Linked DNA regions of Mus musculus: region 2 is linked to region 1. The links are chromatin loops, found by intact Hi-C in ENCODE. Cell type or tissue: heart. All regions are shown on one strand. Each heading gives the region's core, and the rest is flanking DNA. Links, peaks and the distances in the headings are about the cores only.

Region 1 (10,356 bases), core at 1,565-9,564:
GGCTCCACTTCTTTAAGCCAACTACTCCCTAGGACAGCTTGACACCCTAATCCCCACATACAGCAGATTCACGAGGCCCTGGTGTGACCACCTACATTTGACAAGGTCTGGTCTCCGATCAGATTCCACGCGTGGACAGCTGCAATGCCGAGCACAAGCAGGTAGGTGAAAATCCCCATGTATTTGATCCTGAAAAAGACAGAATTAAAATGAGGTTACAAGACAGACAAGGCCACAGACAGGAAGAATACTATCCAAGTCAGGGGCTCTAACTCACCCAACTGCACAGGAACAAGAGACCCCGGTCAGCAGTAGCCACAGCCACCAGTGCACTGAGAAAGGGCTGAACAAAACAGGAGAAAACAGAAGAACAAGGAAGCAGTCACAGGACTCATCCCACAGGTCAGGGCCATGGAGCTTGTCTGAGCAGCTTCTAGTTGGCCAGTCCTACTGGGTACCAGCCACAATATAAAGAACCATACCTCCCCATTTGGGTCTCAGAAGAACTTTCCTTTTTGTCAGGAAAACAAATTTCCTGTGAGTTAAAGTTAAAAAAGGATGTACTTATGAAGCCACGGGCTAAGGGTCAACCTGAAGGATTAAGTAACCAAAAGGCACGCTGTAAGCAACTCCTCAAAGTCACCCAGAGCCAGGTGCAGGTTCCCCTGCACCATCGCCCTGGAGGCTGACATGAGGCATGGCTGCCAGCTAAGGCTCCGCAGTCAGACCCTGACTAAAAAATGAAGGAAACAATCTAGAATCCCTTTTTTCTCCTAACAAGAAGTGTGTCTCTCTTTCCATACCTGTGTGTCTGGGAGTTGAAGAACTTCAGATAGGACAACACAGCCAACAGGTTAAAAAATATCAGTATGGACTCCAACAGCATGAGCCTGGACTGAGTGATCAGGGCGTTCTCTGTCACAGAGACAAACAGTTGTCAGCACTGAGCAGTCCAAGCTGCTGTGAATACAGAACTAGTCCCAGGAGGGGCACACAGCCGTGTCTCCAGAGACTGGACAGAGAGCATCCTCTGCAGATGCCAGTTTCTGTGTATACATAAAACCTTCCACATATCCTCTGCACATTTAAAGGCATTATATATTATCAAAAATCCCTAATACCATGTAAATGGCACATAGTTACTTTATGGTCTTAAGGGAGCAACAACTTATTTTATGCTGCCATGTACGTATGTGTGTGCACCATGTGTGCGGTGCCTGTGGAAGTCAAGAGAGGGCATTGGATTCCCTAGAACTGAAGTTAGTAAGTCATTACTTGGAAGCTAGGAACCAAACTCTACAAGAGCAGTAATTGCTCTTGACCTCTGAGCTACTTCTGCAGTCACATAGAAGAAAATCTTTATGTTGGTGCAGAAGGAAGTTTTGAAAAAAAAAAATTGGGGCCCTATTCTTGCTATGCTGCCCAGGCTGACCGCACACATAAGACTCTTCTGCCTCAGGCGTCCCAGTGCTGGGATTACAGGCCAGCATGAGCCACCATGGGATATTTTTGCTTTTGTGCTGGGGCTGCACCCAGGACCTCGTAAATGCTAGGCAAGTGCCCAATCACTGGGTTACAGCCCCACGCTTGGGGCTGTTTTCTTTAGGTATTAATTTAAAAAAAAACTTACGTGTGTGTATGAATTGTATGAATGTGTATGAAGGCCATGGTGTCTATGTGCCTTCAAGTACTGTCTGGCAACCCCCACCTTTAATTACCACCATGGCCATATTTCCACTTCCAAAAAGTGTCTGACCTTACAGTCCATCAATCCTCCATCAAAGAGCATCCCAGAGTGGGGCGCATCTGGAATCTGGATGAAGCAGATGTATTCACTAGGGCAGCACACACATACTAGGGCAGCACACACACTCTCAACACACACACTAGGGCAGCACACATACTACCACAGGCACTACTCCCAAGTGTCATGTTGAAATGCCCCAAAGTGCTTGGTTTTCTTTTCCTGTTCTCTTCACAGGCAGGTGGGCAGTGACCCAAGGCTTACCAATGAGCATCAGCAGGGCGGCTCCAATGGCAGCACCGTGGGAAAAGTGGAGCTCTAGCACTATCTGGTAGGCCATGGGCACTGACAGGGCCCCGGCAAGCGCTGGCAGCAGGCGTAAGGACCATATAGGCACATTGCTACTGTACTCTGGAAAGGAATCACATAGCAGAGCTGAGAGCTTGCCTACTGACACAGCAGCTCACAGACTGGCAAATGCAATCTTACAAAACTGGGAGGCACATGAGCTACTGAGGGTGTACACTTGGGGTAAAGTCTTTGAAATGAGCTTGGGAATTTGATTGGTGGGTAGTTTTTAAGAGACTGGGTTTCACCACTGGGTATGGTGATGAACACCTTAAATCCTAGCACTTGAGAGGCAGGATGATCATGAGTTCAAGGCCAGCCTGGTCTACATATTGAGTTCCAAGCCAGCCTAGACTATATAGTGAGACCCTGCTTGTCTAGGATGTCAGTCTCCTGAGTTCAGGTGATCCTCCTGCCTCAGCCTCTCTGGGTAGTAAATATCAGCTCTGCAGCCGTGGTGCCAGCTCTCACCGAGCATAGATGTGGTGAGGGAGGGTTCCGAAATTAATGCTGATTTAGCATATGTACCCCAAGGAGCTTCTAAAAACATTATGGCCACAAAGTTTATACATACACAGTGGCTGCCAAATGCCACAGGACACATGTACCAAGAGCCAGGGATGGAATAGTTACAATCACAAAGCACTTAAAACTTTAAGCAGACTTTTCTTTCTTTTTATCTTTTATTTATGTACATGGGTATTTGCATATATGACTGTATATGCCTGGCCACTGTGGCAAACACCCTGGAACTGGAGTTACGGATGGTTGAGCACCATCATGTGGGTGCTGGCAACCAAGTCCTGAACCTCCAGAAGAGCAGCAGTGCTCTTAACTGCTTAGCCATCCCTCCTGCCCCTTTAACCAGATGGTCCCTTGAACATAAATACCCAGCTGTATCCTGGCTCAGCGTAGTAAAAGGTTAAGTGCTGGGTGGGGGATGGGCATCCTGTCTCTATTCTTTCATATGTAGATTCATAAGGAGAGTTAAAATCCTTACCTGCTCCAATTCGGTTCCACAGAAAGTTACCATCGAATCCCCCTAACCAACCTAAAACAAAACATTTGGAACATGGGCCAAACAAGGTGAGAAAACAAATCATGATTTGCGCCCTTGAAAAATTTTATTTGATAAGCTTATATTGCAGGGCCTCCAAGGCCCTGACTGTTTCTCTTACCCACCTCCTAAGGCCAGTAGCATGTGGCCAAATGGTGGCCCACTGTCATCCAGAAAGAAGATGCGCTTCATGTAGAAGGAAATGTACTGCCCATAATATACTTCATCGAAACTATAAACAAACACAAAACCCGCCTTTATATCCAACTAGAAAACTGAACTGTTATTTAAGCTTTTTTTTTTTTTTTAAAAGATTTATTTATTGATTATATGTAAGTACACTGTAGCTGTCTTCAGACACTCCAGAAGAGGGAGTCAGATCTTGTTACGGATGGTTGTGAGCCACCATGTGGTTGCTGGGATTTGAACTCCTGACCTTCGGAAGAGCAGTCGGGTGCTCTTACCCACTGAGCCATCTCACCAGCCCCCTATTTAAGCTTTTAAAAATATTTATTTTTTGTGTATGGGTATTTTCCCTGTATGGCTATGCATCACATGTGTGTAGTGTCCACCGAGGGCAGAAGAGAGGGTCAGGTCCTCTGGGACTAGAGTTGGTGGCAGTTGTGAGACTCAAGTAGATGCTGGGAACTGACCCAGGTCCTTTGTAAGAGCTGCCAGTACTGAGTCTCCAACCCTCGAGAAGTCTTAACTGTAAACACAGACAGGAAAATAAAACCTCGTTTCCAGCTGACTTCAGGTAAGTGAAGCGTGAGGGTCGGATCCTTTGTTCCAACTGTATTCTGTCCCCAAACACAAAGACACACACAGCATCATTTAACCCACAGGAACATGGTGGGAAATTTACCAAGCCCAGTGAGCATGCATGTCTTGTAGAGAGCCTATTTCTTTCTCTAGTCTTTTTCTCCCCTGCATGGATGTGTATGTGATATACAGGCAGTTATGTGTAGGCATGCTCGTGTATGAAAGTGTGTGCACATACGTGCAGGCCCTTGGCCACTCTCCATTTTATCTACCGAGACACTCATCAGTCTGAGGCTTGTCATTTGGCTAGTCTGCCTAGCTAGCTTGCTCCAGAGAGTCCCTGCCTAGCTGGCAGCATGCTGGGATTACAGATGGAACACACTGCCCACATGGCATGTGAGGGAGTCTGAACTCTGGTCCTCACACTTGTATAACAAGTGCTTTACCCAGCTGAGCCACTTCCCCAGCCTCCCCACAGCTTTTGACTTAGGTATGTGTAGGTCAACCTCCTGACCAGGAGCCTTGAGGCTAATCCCATCTCATACTCTCACTGGCCACCAGCACCTTTCTACAGCTGTGGACTGGAGCAGAACTGAAGATCTAATTGAAAGGGAGTCAAATGCGGAAGGAAGAATGACACAGAAGCTTCTTCAGATAATGAAAGACATTAGGTCTTAAGTGTGATAACGCTACCGTGGTTATGTGTTCTTTGTTTTCAAGAATCCTCATCTTGCCAAGCAGTAGTGGCACACGCCTTTAATCCCAGCACTTTGGAGGCAAAGGCAGGCAGATTTCTGAATTTGAGGCCAGCGTGGTCTACAGAGTGAGTTCCAGGACAGCCAGGGCTATGCAGAGAAACCCTGTCTCGAAAAACCAAAAGCCAACCAACCAAACAACCCCCAACCTCCCCCACAAAAAAGAATCCTCATCTTGGAGCTGGAGAGATGGTTAAGGCATGTGCTGATTGTAAACGGAGGACCTGTGTTCAGATCCCAGAACTCAGGCAGATCTCAAAGACCTGGATTTTGAGCTCCAGAGGATCTGTCATCTTCTTCTGAGTCTGAAGGCACATGTGCACATGCACAGATGGACAGACAGACACACGTATACTCTTAAATAATCCTCATCTTTCAGACGTATATAGTGAATTAGTCATACATATGTCTAGAATCTTCTTCAAATTAATCTCTAAGGGGGCTGCTGAGGTCATCAGTCTACCCATGTATATATCTGACCCCTATAACAAAGTAGGAGAGGGCTAGCGAGATGGCTCAGCGGGTAAGAGCATTGTCTGCTCTTCCAAAGGTCCTGAGTTCAAATCCCAGCAACCACATGGTGGCTCACAACCATCTGTAATGAGATCTGATGACCTCTTCTGGTGCATCTGAAGACAGCTACTGTGTACTTATATATAATAATAAATAAATCTAAAAAAAAAAACTTAAAGTATTTAAAAAAAAAACAAAGTAGAAGAGAATGCCTGTATTAGCTAATATACATACCCTCTCAATAACAACAGCATAGTTCCCCTTACGAACAAATTCATCAAACCGACACCTTTCAACTGGCTAAGGAAAAGTGAGGCTGGAAACTGACAGACCAAAACTTTCTTACTATAGTCCTATAAGGTAAGCCCTAAAATGTATGTATTCTAGTGGTTGTTCTGGGGGACAAATGGGCCATACCCACACTGCTTGCGATGACTATTTCTGGTTGTCACCTTGACTACATTTGGAATGATCTACAATCCAGAAGTTAAGTGTACATCTATGAGAGATCTTTTGCTTAAAATGGATGGATCCACTTCTCGTCTGGACCTTTAAGGCAGGAAGGAACACTAGTTTAATCCAGATTTTGAGGTGGGAAGACACACCTTTAATTTGCACCACACCTGCTGAAAATCTATTTAAAGACACAGAAGTAGGAAGTTTTCCTCTGAGCCTGCTTGCCCTCGCCTTGCTAGCAAGACCATTCCTTCCTTGGCACTAGAGCCCACTTCTTTGGGAAGCCAGAGTATACTGAAGACCAGCTGAGACACCCAGCCATGTGGACTGAGCAGAAAACTACTGGAGTCCTGGACTTTTCCATTCACAGTCAGCGATTGTTGGATTAGCTGGACTGCAGCCAGTAAGTCGTCATTCCAATAAATCATATGTATATATGTATACTATATTATATTTATTTACATATACACACATGCAAACATAGTGTTCTTCTTAAGTTGTTACTCTAGAGAACCCTGAGCAATACACTGCTAAAACATCCATCACCAAGAGATCCAAGAAACCCAGAATGTCTCTCTTTTGCACTGTACGGCAAGGTGATTCCTGTCACTAATTACAATGACTCTTGGATCATTGACTCTCCTCCCCGATCTCTACTTACACCACAGCCCGAGGGTAGGAGAGTTGCCATAGTCGGGTAAGTAGTCCCAGGCCAGTCAGAGCTACCAAGTTCAAATTGATGTCAACAGTCACCACTAGAGGCCGTTTCAAAAATCTTAACATTTTGCAGAAAAGCCAGCTCGGGAGGACTCCCTGGAAAAGAGGGAAAGAACTACCATTAAAGTAAACGGACAGCAGCCCGGGAAGGCACAAACGAGGCCACAGGGTCCTAAAGCCGCCTGGCGTCACGATGAATTTACAGCATAGCGGGTTGGGTTAATAGAACCAGAAGGACTCTTCCAGAACATACCTGTTGGAGAATTACAGTTGTGTTCAAGCACAGGGTATACATAAAAACATCTGAGGGGTGAATTCAGGAATCTCAGAACTGGATACTCATTTCTACAAGTCATTCCAAAAACACCTGCTGGGCACTTGCTAGGAACAAGGCTGCTAATGAATGAAGTGGCCTCTCCTGTCCCTTCCCAATGTGGTTGAAAACTAAGACCCTGAGGAGCTCTGGGCACTGTCATAGCCCAGTGACCTGGATGGACTTTTCCCTCTTCTGGAGGCATTCCTCTCCTCCTAGAGTTGCTTGTGCCCCGAGCCCGTTCTTTCTCTACAGTTCTTCCCACTCTGGCTTTTACAAGAGGCCGCCCTGGAAACGACTTGCTCAGCCAGGATCCGAACATCCACCGTCCCTAGCGCGCCGCCCCTAAGCCGGATCCCAGACCCCAGGAGGGCTCTCAAATCTGGCACTCCAAAACCTACGAGCGTTTCTTCGAGTCCCGTAGAGTGGCTCCCCATGTGGAGCCAGGCCTGCGAACCGCCAGGCAGGATCGACCGTTGGGGGCGAGGCCGCTCGATTACTCTGCAGCGGCCACGGATCGACGCTCAACTAGTTGTGTCTACGCGGCCGACAGACTCTGAGACGCGCGTGCGCAGCCGGAGCGCGAGGTAGTGGCGCGCATGCGCGGCGTGCTCACCGGCCATCAAAGTTGGGCATACTGACTGTCCTATCCTTAGGGCTCCCTTTCCCCTTTTTAATAAAGCACAGTGTGTTTCCACAAGCTGTTCACGTGCTCGGAGCTCTCCGTTTCGGGCCTCGCGTCTACTTTAGCGGTTTCGTTAAGCAGCGCGTTAGCTTACGGGCAGGAGTAAGAGCTTTGAAGCCTCGGGTGCGTTGTACCTCCTGGAGCTGTGTGAGTGGTGGATCGCTTTTTCTCAACTCTTCCCACACTGGAATGCCTACAAGCTGTCTGTCCCTCCTCCTCCCCAAGGTCTCAGGCTCGCTATGTAGAGGATGATGGCTTTGAACTACTGCCTTTGCTTCCCCAGCGCAGGTATTACAATCATGCCTTTTTAGGTGGGTGGGTATTACAATCACGCTCAGATGGCAAGCCAAGCCCGAACCGACTCCAGATGTTTTGCCAAAATTCAGTTTTTACAAGTTAGCTTAGCATTGGGTGACATCCGGTTTAAGATTGTAGCAATGGGGCTGGGCGATCGCTCAGTGGTTAGGAGCACTGGATGCTCTTAAAGAGGTCCTTAGGGATTTTCTTCTTCTTCTTCTTCTTTTTTTTTTTCGAGACAGGGTTTCTCTGTATAGCCCTGGCTGTCCTGGAACTCACGCTGTAGAGCAGGCGGATTTCTGAGTTCGAGGCCAGCCTGGTCTACAGATATACAGAGAAACCCTGTCTCGAAAACAAAACAAACAAAAACAAAAAAAGAGGTCCTTGATTCCATTTCCAGCATCCACATGACAGCTCAGAATCATCTGGAACCGCAATTCCAGAGAATCTGGCACCAGGCAGTCAAGTTACCACAGATACATATAAAATACATTAGTCAAGAGTGCACGGAATTGTTTGTTCATCGTTTAAGCATAGTCTACCCAAGTTCCTGCAAAGAAAGGGCGCCAGAAGATTGGAGAGCGAGCTCTTTGGGTTCCAAGTTTAGTCTGATCATGTAAGTCATGCTGGTGCTTCAGGACAGCTCGTGGGCACTCAGCTTCAGGAGGAAATTGTGTTGCTTGCTGGAAACCTGAGGTATGTATGTGGCTTTAAAAGCTAGTGGATGCTACTACCCAGACCCTTGCCTGTTCTGTAGCAAGAGGCTTATGCCTGGGGGACTGGGATTTCTCATGCACTGCCTTTGGCACTTTGTTTTTTTTTTTGTAATGCTGGCTGGCCTACAACTGTATGCTCACCAGTGACTTCTGAATCCACACCACCCTTCACTAGTGTTAACAAATGACATTTGATAAATAAAATGTCCCGACAGCCCTGTACCTAGGTTCCAGGCCTCAGTGATGACTGAGCCTGAACCTATCTATATGAATCCCCCTGACCTTTCCTGCCCCAGATCTAATTTTTTCTTCCACAGAAGTACAGTGCAGTCCTCCACTTGTTCCTATAGAAACCCAGATAGCAATCAGGCAGGAAGTACAGGATAGGATGGTCATGGGTTGGCCCACAGAGAGGACAAGGCTTCTTGGTGCTGCCCATTTTCGAGATGTGCCTTAACCACAGGCTGCCTGTTGTGGTAGGGGGTTCCTGAGGCCCAGTGTAAAGAAAAAAATGTCCATGTAGACCAACTAATGTCTTTGAATATATATTAATTTGTATGATCTGCAACCCCTTCCGTGCTTAGCCTTCTCAGAGACCCTGAAGGAAAGACATGTGTCCTAGTCCCTGCTAAATTGCTTGAGACCTTGCTCCGTTTACCCAAGTCGCCTTCCCTCCACACCGAGGACATCTTTCGAATCCTGTCTTAAGGTTTTAAAATAACCAATTAATGGAAGACAAAGGCAAAAGTCATAGAAAAAGCTGTTCTTGGGATGGCTGCCTAGGTGAGCCTTGGGAACACCACCACAGCACAGTGCTGCGCTCCCTAAGGTATTCTGGCCACTCCCAGTCTCCCGGGAAGCAGTGCGCCAGCCGTACTCTTCCAGATGATAGAAAACCGACACAGCCTGAGAAAGCATGTTTGGCTTTATTTTTTTATACTTTTTTTTTATTTAAATAAGGAGAGTTCTTTCGTATGGAAAGACCTAGTACAATCACATATTTGAAAGGAGAAACAACAGGGACTGACCCGGAGGGAAGGGAGGGTGAATTCACGATTCCATTTCCCATCCGAAGAAGTTCCCCATATCACGTCTAAACAAGCTGCACAGTACACCTTTAGCATCGTCTGCCCTTTCAAATAGCTGGTCTAAGTGAAAGACAGAGGGAAGGCCAAAAGAAAAGCAAAGGAAAACAAAAGGACCCTCAAAAAGAACAATCCCCCAAGTCCTTTTCTATAAAAGGTTTGAGGTGGAAAGCCTAGAGCACAGGACCCTTCAGCTAAGGAGCCTTCACAGGAACTGCTGCTCCAGGATTGTGACATGCCAAAGATGGGGCCTGGGGAGGTTGCAGGTCTGAAGCAAGCAGCTGGGGGCTGCAGGTGTCATGCACCTGGAAGATCACTAGTCAGAGCTGGTAGACAGTGGAGAGCACAGCTGGGTGACTGTGCTCATCCCCAACGCTGACCACTCTGTTCCACATGACCTAACTTGTCTTAGAGCCATCTCACAAAGAGCTGGCTTTTCCACTCATCAAAGAATACAGAAGCCAGACTTCTGTGCCCTTGCCTGTGAAAGATTCCCAACATACCCTCTAACCCAGACTTGCTGGAAATGAGGGCAAGGCGAACATGAAAGTTAACATGCAGGTACCTGGCAGAGTGGGGACCCCAGTGGATGTTGGGGGGCGGACTTAGCCAGAGTTGCCTCATGGCCTCAGCGGGTACACTCTTGTGCCCTGGGCCCTGAGTGTCAAATCATTCACGACTTCATCACTGACCATCTGGAAGGTGGCTCCAGAGGACAGGACAGCAAGGTGGACAGTGTTATCCAAGTATCTCTAGAAGTGGCAGAGCAAGCGTGGCTTTGGATGTGAACCAGCATTTCTAAATGTGTACTGCAATCATCCTTTGTTTATCCCCCTTAAGGAAGCTTAGACCCAGAAGTGTTCTGTGAACTCTGAATTTGAAAATGCTAAACTTGGGAATCAGACAAG
Region 2 (10,356 bases), core at 1,298-9,297, 87 kb after region 1:
AAATACTGAGGCTTGGTTTTCTCCTGCCTGTCTTACCTGGATTTCGAGGACTGAACTCAGGCCATCCGGCTGGCACGGTCACAAGGCTTGCACCTTTACCTGCCGAGCCAGCTGCTCACCCTGTTTGTTTTTAAGATAAGGTCTGGCTCTGCAGCCCAGACTATCCTCAAATTCCTGCCTCAGCCTCAGGAAGTTCTGGAGCCTACCACAACATGCAATGAGCATGCTAAATAAAGTATGCTAGTAGCAACATGATGAACGTCGGGTGATCCTGCTTATACAGGGGACCCAGAACAGTCAAACTCACATGGAGCCAACAGCGATGGGTGGCTGCATGAGGCTGGGAGAAGACTCAATCTCTAACGGATGGATGCAGTTCGGGAGGAATGTGGCTGGTAATGAGTGTGTGCCCGTGACTAGACCCCATGCCACTGAACTGGACACTTACAAAGGACACATTCTAGCACAATAAAAATTGTTTTGGGGGTCAGGGAGATGGTTCTGTGTATAAAGTACCTGCTGCACAAACCTGAGACCCAGAGTTCAAACGCCCAGCACCTCACAAATGTCAGGTGGGCCTTCTGCAATCCAGTGCACACAGAGGGGCCAGAGCAGTGAGTTCTGAGTTCAAGGGAGACCAGGCCTCATTTGAGGGGGAAGAGTGATCCGGAAGATATGAAATTTAACCTCAAGCCTCCACAAGCACGCGGGTGCACATGCATATGTGCAGGTACACTGTGCACATACACACAAACATTAAAGTAAAAATTATTTTTAAAACTTTATTAACAAATTGTAAGTAAGTAATGAAGAAAAGCAGAACCAAATGTCAGCACACACTGCGATCCTGGTCCGTGGGAAGCGGAGGCAGGATTGCCACGGAAAGGCCAGCCTGCGTTATACAGCCAAATCCATAGCCCACTTTAATCACCAGCACGCAAGAGGCAGAAACGGGCAGATCTCTGTGAGCTTGAGGCCAGCCTGGCCTACAAAGTGTATAGCAGGCCCCATGGAAGGTTACAAAGAGAGATTCTGTCTCAAAATGAAACCCCTATCCACCCTCTGGCCGGGGCGGTGGCTCACACCTTTGATCTGCACACATCAAAAAAAGAAGTGATGACAGGTTGGGACATTCCCCACAAAGCCTCTCTTGGGAGGGGCTTCCTGCCGGGTTCACATACCCCCCTACTTCCAGAAGGATTGAGACAAACGCCTTGTCTACACTCAATCTAGCATGTGGAGAAGACCTTGAGCCAGGGGCTGGAGAGATGGAAAAGCTTAAAACCAGTTATTTTCTTCCATCCTAGCAGGCACATCAGGCTAACTCCAGCTCCCATGCATTCAACACCCTTCTGGCACTGCAGCCCCGTGCCCACACATGCACACAGATAAACATTAAAATAATAAATATAAACTTATAAAAAATAAAAACACCCTGACCGAGACAGAACCACCCAGAACCTGGTGGCTCATGACAGAAGCCATTTCATGCTCATCATGATGAAAGAGGAACGGGATTGAAAATTTCAGAAGAGCTCCATGTGGTGGCGAGCTGCTTTAATGCCAGCCCTCGGGAGGCAGAGGCAGATGGATCTCTGTTCGAGGCCAGAGCTGGTCTACAGAGTTCCAGGACAGCCAGGACTGCCCAGAAAAACCCTGTCTCAAAAGAGAAAACTTCAAAAGAAAACCAGAATAGATCTCACAGCCTTCAACCTTAGGAAAGCCACTGCAGGAAGGAAGAGAGCCAGAGATAAACCCCAAGACAGAAATGTCTCAGGAGGGGAAAGACGGGTAACAACAACTGAACTGCCTAGCAAACTGCAAGATTAAATAAATCAGCAGGTACACAAAACACAACATTCACAGGAAAAACCAAGTTGTCAGCTGTGCACAGTGCACGTATGTAGAGTGTTCCAGTTGCGAAGACGCCAGGACACTCACAGCAGTTCTCTCCAGTTAGCGGGTGGGGTAGGTGAATTGTATCTGTATTTTCTTAAATCCTTGTCAATGTTTTCTAATGTTTTTTTCTTCAGGAATCACGTTTACTAGGGGCTGGGAAACGTTATTTTAAAGGCCCTTGCATAATGGCAGGGAAATCCCTGAGCACCCGAGGATTGGCTTCTCCCAGAGCCAAAGAGGAAGAAGCCAATAGTCAGAGAGGAGGGAGAAAGGGGGGGGGGGGGCACAAAGGCAAACATGCCAGACAATAGCCCCTGGAGGTGGACTTCACCCTGCACAGCCACCTCCTACCGCCATGAGAAGCCCCACACACCAGCATCTCTACAGAATCCATGAAGTTCTGGAAAGATTATAACAGATGGGGGAAAAGTACAATGGAAAACAAAGCAAAGCAAGCAAGCCACCAAGGCAAACACCCCCCTGGAGCACAGATTTCCCACAGGCCCGCCTATGTAAACAGCAGTGTCACCTGTGGTGAGGCCCAGGCCTGCCAGCTCCCAAGTGAGGATGCCAAAGGGCCCCTGTGAAACCTAAAGGCTCATGGTAAACAATGTCCCCGCTCCAGGAGGCTAACCACCTATCTCTCCCCACGGCTTCCAGCACCACTAGCCCTGTGAGGCCCCATCCCAACGTTCCCAAGTCTACCCAAACCCAAGTAGTAGTAATAATAATAATGACTGAAGGCTGAGGGTTGGCTTAGTAGTAAGGGTGACTGTGGCCAAACCTGACAACCTGAGTTTGATCCTGAGGAACCGCGGGATAGAAAGCTAGCGCCAACTCCCACAGGTTGCCCTGGGACCACCACTGGAGGACCATGGTACACAAGCAGAGACACACTCAATAAATATAATCGACTATAATTCAAAAGAAGTCTTAAACTTACTTAGCCCTGCCTTTGTATACAATACTCAAAAGCAAACAAAACAAGGCTCGCAGCACAGAGTCCAACGGGTGTCTGCTGGAAATATTCTTTCTTTTCTTCTTTCTTTTTTAAGAGGAAAAAAAAAACTGTACTGTTTTAAGACCTGTTCCGGCCAGGCCCTATTAATACCTGCTGGCCTGTAACTTGATCTGAACATTTGACAGCAGAGGAGCCTCATTATGGAAGTTAGAAATGCATGCACTGGACCTCCCAGCCTTTTCTGGTTTGAAATAGAAACTAACCCTGAAATGATCAATCTTAAACGCTGGAACAAAGGGAGATGGAACCAACCCACAGCCATTAGCTGGGAGCTGGTACTCTGTGTGAGGCAAAGGGGGGGGGGGGCTTTAAAAGACAATAAAATGATCTTTCTGAGAAAAAGAAACCGGGCGGGTGGGTGGGAGAGAGTCGAAATTCAAACAGGATGGAGGGTAGCGGAGTAAAGCCAAGGCTCAGGAACCAGTTCCGACCGGCCATTCCAGAAACTCCACTCTCCTAAGGCTTTTGACTCTCAAGTGCCCAGGGATTTCCCCTCCCTCACCCTCTCCTTCCCACGGAAGAGTGGGGAGGACCAGAGCAGGCCCCACATGAGCAGCGAGCTCCGCCAGGAATTACAATCCTGGGGGCAGGGACAGTAGACTTCAACCTTCCCTAATCCACCAGCCACAGGCAGACCAGGACCAGACTGGCAAGGGAGGTCAGACAGCAAGGATGAGCCAAATGGCAAGTGTAGAAAAGGCCCTGGAGGGGACATGGAAGCGCCTTAAACTCAGCAAATGATTAAGGCAAATGAAGCAACACCACACACACACACACACACACACACACCTCTCCCTCCCAGACTGCAAGTCACTGTCTATCCAACTGGAAACCAGCAAGTTAACCAGGGCTCTCCAAGAGCCAAGGCCTACGTCACCACACAGAGTGAGACCAATATCTGTCTCCCCATTCATTATCTGAAACCCTTCCATGGTCTCCCACTAGCAGCGGAATCTAGCTGAGCTCCCCTGGACCTTTAAGCCAGCCCTGAAACAATTTGCTGGTCACAGCATTTGCAGGGGGTCCCCAATTCCACAAGCCACAACACGAGGAAAAGTCAGGATTTAAAAGGAACTAACAAAACCAAGGAACCTGCGAGAATGTCCATGTCTACCACCTTCCCAGGACAGAAACGCTCTGCTGTGAACCTTACCGGAGGCTCCCACGAGATACAGCAGGAGTCTTATTATTCCCATTTTATAGATGCAAGAGCTGGGGCTCAGAGACTTGGGTAAAGTCACTCAAGAGGACCTGAACATGGCTCCAAGAGGGACACTTGCCTGAACAAGCTGAAGGCTCCCCGAACAATTATTTGCCCATCCCCAAGGAGGGCAGTTCTCTTCCAAAGTCAAGACTCCCGAGTTCCTGTCTCTTCTCCTATCCATCCTATACAATTCCAGCCCACTGAAAGCCAGACAACCCCCTGCTCTGACGGGGGCTACTAACGCAGTCCGTGCCTCCTCCCCACTGAGGCCCAGCACTAACCAAAGTACCTACGGATGTGGGTATTTTGTTGGGTTTTCACCATGTAGCCCAGGCTGACCTGGAACTTCCAGCAGTCCTACATCACCCAATGTTTTGAATCCCTTCTCCAACGCTGCCACTTCAAACCAGCACCTGTGGCATGCCCCAGCATGGATGACACCACAAGTGGCCAGCCTTCTGTCCTAGGTTGACAGCACAGAGTAACTACAGAGCACCGACGGCTTGCCAAGTCATGCCTCTCTGCCTGTGAAGGCTGAGTAGTCCCTCGGTGGCAGCAAGCATCCCACTCCACAGCCTGTACCCCTCAGGTCCCAGCTTGCACCACGACGGTGCAGACATTACGATACAAAGCAAGCCCCTGCGGTTGTACTGCTGAGAAAGGGCGCTGAGGCTTCAGACAGACGGACAGAAAACCCAAGTGAGATATACAACGCAAACAGACAACACACCGAAATACACGCTAACCTTTCCAGGAAAGAAAAAACGTAGGTGAAATTTAACTACCCTGCAAAAGACAGCTTTATAAAGGTTTCTCCCAGGCAGCCATTTAGCAAATGACACACTCCGGAGAGCATCGGCGCCCCCCTTCTCCCACTTCCTTCAAGCTCACCATTGCCTGGGGAAGGGGGGCGACACCTATTCTTGCCTAACAGTGGGCTTCATCCCCCCACGATATTTACAAAGAAGAAAGGAAAGCAGCAGCGTCCACTTTTATGCAGGCAGATCCTCTCCAGAGAGGCCCACCATCTATCTCAATAGGTCTGCATTTCTCTCTTAAAAGGTAGACGAAGAAAAAGAAACAAACAAAAAAATCAATCTGGCAGGCCCCGAGCAGCGACATCCTGTTTATCATTAAACATTTTTAGCAGCGGCTCCGGGTGCCGTGAAAACACCACCCCGCTTCCCTCAGCCGAACCCACCCGAGCCGGGGCGGCGCTCGGCCTGCGGTTCCGGGCGGCCTCGGGGTCCCGCGTCCCCCACCCCGGCCGACAAGGCCGCCGTCCCCGGGCGCAGGAGAGCCCTCGGGCTCGATCCCGACCCCGAGCCTTGCCCAGCCCCGCTCGGCCCGCCGTCCTCCCGCCCTGGCCGCGAAGACACAACAATGGCGAGCTGGGGAGCGCCGAGCAGGCCGCCCAGGCCGCAGCCCCGCGCCCGCCGCAGCGCACCGCCGCGGAGACAAAGCGCAACCCCGGCCTCTGCCCTGGCCCCGGCCCCGGCCCACCTGGTCTGCGTCCGCGCGCGACGGGCCCGGGCGATGGCGGTCGGGCGGCGGCCGGGCGCGGGGGCGGCGGATGGCGGCGGATTGCGCGGCGGCGGCGCGGGGCTCGGCGCTCTGCGCTCCTGCCTCTGCCTCCTCCTCCTCCTCCCGCTCCTCGGCGCTCGCTGGAGCCTCGGCGCTGTGGCTCGCCGCCGCCTCCCGCCCGCGCTCGGCTCCCCGCCCCCCGCCGCCGCCGCCTCCGCCTCCGCGCCGCCCCCGCCCGCCGCCCGCACGGTGGCCCGCGCAGCGCCCCCTGCTGCGTCGCCCCTGTCCCGGGAGGGAGGGCGGGGGAGAGGAGGAGGGAGAGCGCGGGGAGCGAGCTGGGCCGCGGTGCAGAGGGGCTGCGGAAGAGAGGGACCTAGATGGAGAGGAGGCTCGGCTGGAGAGGGGACGCGGTGGAGAGGGACCTTGATGGACAAGGGGCTTACGTGGAGAGGAGGCCGAGGTGGAGAAGGGGCCCAAATGGAAAGACCTTGATGAAGAAGGGGCCTAGGTGGAGAGGGACCTTGATGGAGAAGGGGCCTAGGTGGAGAGAGACCTTGATGGAGAAGAGGCCTTGGTGGAGAGGGACCTTGATGGAGAAGAGGCCTTGGTGGAGAGGGACTTTGATGGAGAAGGGGCCTAGGTGGAAAGGAACCAGGAGAAGGAGGAAGCCCTGGTGCAAAGAGGCTGCAATGGAGAGGACGGCTCAAATGGAGAAAAAGTAAAGGAACTGGGGGGAGAGGGGGATCCCAGTAGCAAGATACATGGATGGAGATGGGGTCCCAAATCAGAGGGGTCTTCATGGAGAGAGGCTCCTGGTGAAGAGGAATCTCAACGGAGAGTGGATCTGGTTGAAGACCACCCCCACCCATGGAGAAGGCCTCCTCCATGGGTGGGGGAGGGGCTCTTGAAAGAAGCAGACATAGACTGGGAGGGGACCCCAGGGAGAGCTCTGGGGTGAGAATGCAAAAGGGTGGGGAGAATGGGGAGGACTCAGCACCCTAAAAGGCAGGGGATGCAGACCTGAGAGGGAGGGGGGCTCAGAAGAGGGACTGAACTTGGATCCTGCTCCCACCACCCCCAGAGCTCTAGAGCCTCTTGACAGACAAACCTGACAGCCTGACAGTCCTGACCTGTTAGAATGTGTGGAGGGAGAGGGGGATCCCAGTGGCAAGATACATGCAGGAAACACGCAGAAGTGGTACGGCAGAAGTGGTACGGCAGAAGTGGTACGGCAGAAGTGGTTCGTTGCACCATTCCACAGCAAGGTCTCCCTTCCATAACAAGTGCACCGTATAGACACTTCACCTTTTTTTGTTGTTGTTTTATTTTGTTTTGTTTTTCAAGACAGGGTTTCTCTGTGTATCCCTGGCTGTCCTGGAACTCACTCTGTAGACCAGGCTGCCCTCAAACTCAGAAATCTGCCTGCCTCTGTCTCCCAAGTGCTGGAATTAAAGGCTTGCACCACCACTGCCCGGCCACTTCACCCTTTTTAAAACATGACATAAACCACCCCACTTGGGTGTGTATTCGTGTGAATGCAGAACAAAAGGCCTGGGAGAGAGACTGGCTCCCTTCGAGGTTACTGTGCAGTGCTAGGTTCTCCTTATCTATTCCAGATATCCTAGCAATTAAAAATAACATTCAAGAAACAAGAACATATATATGGCTGGAGAGATGGCTCCTCAGTGGTTAAGAGCACTGACTGCTCTCCCAGAGGTCCTGAGTTCAAATCCCAGCAACCACATGGTGGCTCACAACCAGCTGTAATGGGGTCTGCCCTGTTCTGGTGTAAAATAAATAAATCAATCAATCAATCAATCAATCTTAATTAAAAAGAAATAGTTGGTGATGTAACTCAGTTGTAGACTTTGTCGCTTCAATGCAGGAGGCCCTGGGTTCAGCTACTCAGAAGAAAAGTGTGGGACCATCTTAGGCACTCTCCTGAAGAGACTAAATCCCAGCTGCTATGGTGTCCTCTGTTAGTGGGCTGGGCTTGTCTGGTTTAATGCCAACTCTGAAGCACTTATTATTGTAAGAAAAAAGAGGGACTGAGAGGATATACAGCTTTTCCAAGGCCGCTCAACTAGGTCCTGGAAAAAAACAAAAACCATTTCAATGGAATGCCAAGCCCAGTGTCTGGGGCATGTTCTTTTGGGTAGTTTTATAATTTTCTTTTTTTTTTCTTTTTTCTTTTTTCTTTTTTTTGGTTTTTCGAGACAGGGTTTCTCTGTGCAGTCCTGAACACTCTGTAGACCAGGCTGGCCTCGAACTCAGAAATCCACCTGCCTCTGCCTCCCGAGTGCTGGGATCAAAGGCGTGTGCCACCACGTCTGGCACTATAATTTTCTTATGCTTTCCCAACATTACTGCTTTCTATCCATGACAACTTCTATGTATCTCCTCTCTAGGATAAACCTGCTAGCCAGACAGTGGTGGCACATGCCTGTAATCCCAATCTTGGAGAAGCTGAAGCAAGAGGATTGCTGCTAATTTGAGACCAGACTCAGCTACATAGTGAGCCTTAGAACAGCTAGAGCTATGTAGCGAGACCCTATTTCAAATATAAATCAGTACATCAGGATGCAGCAGTGTAGACAGGTATGGAATCCCAGCACCTAGGAGAAAGAGGCAAGAGTCAGAAGTTCAAAGCCATCCTGAGCTACATAGGAAGCTAGAGGCCAGTCTGGGTTACAGCATAACATGGAACTTGTGATCCTCCTGCCTCCACCTCCCCAAGTGCAGGATTACACGTGTGTTGCCCACTCAGTGCTGAGGATCAAACCTAGGGCTTTGTATGTGCTAGGTCAACTGAGCTACAGGCCCCTTCCCCCAGCCCTGGATTCTCACTTCACCCTCACCAAGCACAAAAGATAGACACCAATGCTCTTCCCATCGGGCAGGGAAGAAAGGCAGACTTGTAGCAAGTACAATAAACCCATCCCCACCATCAGTGACACCCAGTTCCAACCTGAGTATGTAAGCTGATATGGCCAGAGGGGTTTCTGGGAATTTGTGGTGTTTTGAATTCTGGGTACTTTTAAGAGGGTATATAAATGCTAGGGCCTCTATAGGTGGGGTGAGTGGTTGTGGGTCATTAAGGGAAGGTGTTGGCTGTGATTTGTTAATAGTCCTGCACAAAGAAGAAACAAAAGGAAAGACATTAGATTCAGGGATTCAGAGAGAAAGATCTCTCTCTCTCTCTCTCTTCCCTTTATCCTTCACTCCTATCTAGTGATAGGGGGTGAACTGCGGTGGGGGAATAAAGAGTGGAAAAAAGAAGAACCCAGTGGCAAAGACTAGCTACATTGGGCCATTCAGAAAAATGTGTATGGGCCGGGGAGTGGTCAGAGGTGGAGCACATACATGCTTAGCATGGAGGAGCTTGGTTTCCTGCTAGCAACCAGAAAAATAAAGACTGAAAATACATATGTTAACTAAGGTTGGCAGTAACAGACCTGTAACCACAGCACACGTGCGCGAGCACACACATACATACATGCACCCATGAGCACACATGCACAGGCAGGAGCACACACATGCACAGTCACGTTTAAAATGGTCTAGTGAGCAAGGCCTCTGAGCTATCACATGTCTTCAATCCAGAAGCTGGTGGGTTAATGAAAGTTCAAAGTTCACCTAATCTACATAGCGAGTTCCAAGACCACCCCACCAAAAGAAAAAGAAAAAGAGAATGCTAGTGGAGATGTTTAAAAAATAAAAGAAAGATATGTGTGGTTGTGCTTCATGCTGTGGTCTCAGCACTCGGGATATAGAGGCATGATTACCACAATTTAAAAGCCACCCTCATTTACATAGAGGATTTTAGGCCAGGGTTACACATAGCAAGACTTTAGCCTCTACCCAAAAAAAAAAAAAAAAAAAAAAAAGAAACTAAATTTTCACTTTCGGGGAGGCGGGCAGAGGTTGCCATAGAACCCCCTTTCCAGGCTGAGCTACATTGCCTGTCTGTGAGATAAAGTGAATTTTAGCTATATAGCTGGCTGTATTTAGCCACAGGTCCCACATTCTCAGATTCAACCTGATGTGGATCAACAATCTTTGTTGTTGTTGTTGTTTTGTTTTTTCGAGACTGGGTTTCTCTCTATAGCCCTGGCTGTCCTGGAACTCACTTTGTAGACCAAGCTGGCCTCGAACTCAGAAATCCACCTGCCTCTGCCTCCTGAGTGCTGGGATTAAAGGCATGTGCCACCACGCCCTGCGCAGATCAACAATCTTTAGAGAAGTCAGGCTTAGTGGCTGACTCACATCTGTAATCCCAACAGTGGGGGGACTGAGGCAGGAGAATTGCTGTGTTCAAGGTCAGCCTGGACTGTAGGAATTTCCAGGCCAGCTCAGACTATGGAGTGAGACCTTATCTCAAATTTAAAAAAGAGAAGAGAGAGAAGAGCAACCCTGCACCAATGCTGGACATGAACAGGCTTTCACTCTCCTCGTTCCCCAGGCAACGGGGCAGAGCAGCTATCACATGGCTCTTGCAGTGTGGTGGGGAGCATGAGTAATCAGAAGATGATTAAAGGATACAGGAGGCTGTGCATAGGTCAGAGGTCAATGGCTTGACATTTTATAGATGAGACTGGAGTGTACTTGGGTTTGGGAATTCTCCTTTTTATTTTATTTATTTATTATTTGTTTATTTATCATTTATTTATTTATTTATTTATTTATTTATTCTGATTTTTTTTTTTTA

Evidence for each region. Hi-C counts contacts between places; a loop is a spot of excess contacts. Peaks named below come from ENCODE experiments on the same cell type or tissue, not always from the same donor. Only the 100,000 strongest peaks of a DNase experiment are listed, where the experiment ranks them.
Region 2: a loop joins it to region 1, with 2.1 times the contacts of the local background. A loop is called at or near these places in 6 of 42 quality-filtered maps.

Annotation. Positions count from the first base shown.
Region 1 is chr2:32,233,452-32,243,807 of GRCm38, reverse strand. Prrc2b (proline-rich coiled-coil 2B) reads right to left here. Exons shown (of 32, transcript NM_001159634.1): 32 at 9,271-10,356. It overlaps Pomt1 (protein-O-mannosyltransferase 1), which reads right to left and starts at 7,168. Exons shown (of 20, transcript NM_145145.2): 1 at 7,067-7,168; 2 at 6,297-6,448; 3 at 3,275-3,381; 4 at 3,093-3,143; 5 at 2,009-2,155; 6 at 804-915; 7 at 278-343; 8 at 96-189. The coding sequence starts at 7,102. In heart, for the core only: CTCF peaks have their summits at 6,395 and 7,140; DNase peaks (open chromatin) are centred at 6,447 and 7,227; H3K4me3 peaks cover 3,026 bases; H3K27ac peaks cover 2,244 bases.
Region 2 is chr2:32,146,563-32,156,918 of GRCm38, reverse strand. It overlaps Prrc2b (proline-rich coiled-coil 2B), which reads right to left and starts at 5,771. Exons shown (of 32, transcript NM_001159634.1): 1 at 5,628-5,771. In heart, for the core only: a CTCF peak has its summit at 5,965 (motif pointing left); DNase peaks (open chromatin) are centred at 2,428, 3,508, 4,558, 5,838 and 4 weaker places; H3K4me3 peaks cover 5,218 bases; H3K27ac peaks cover 5,139 bases.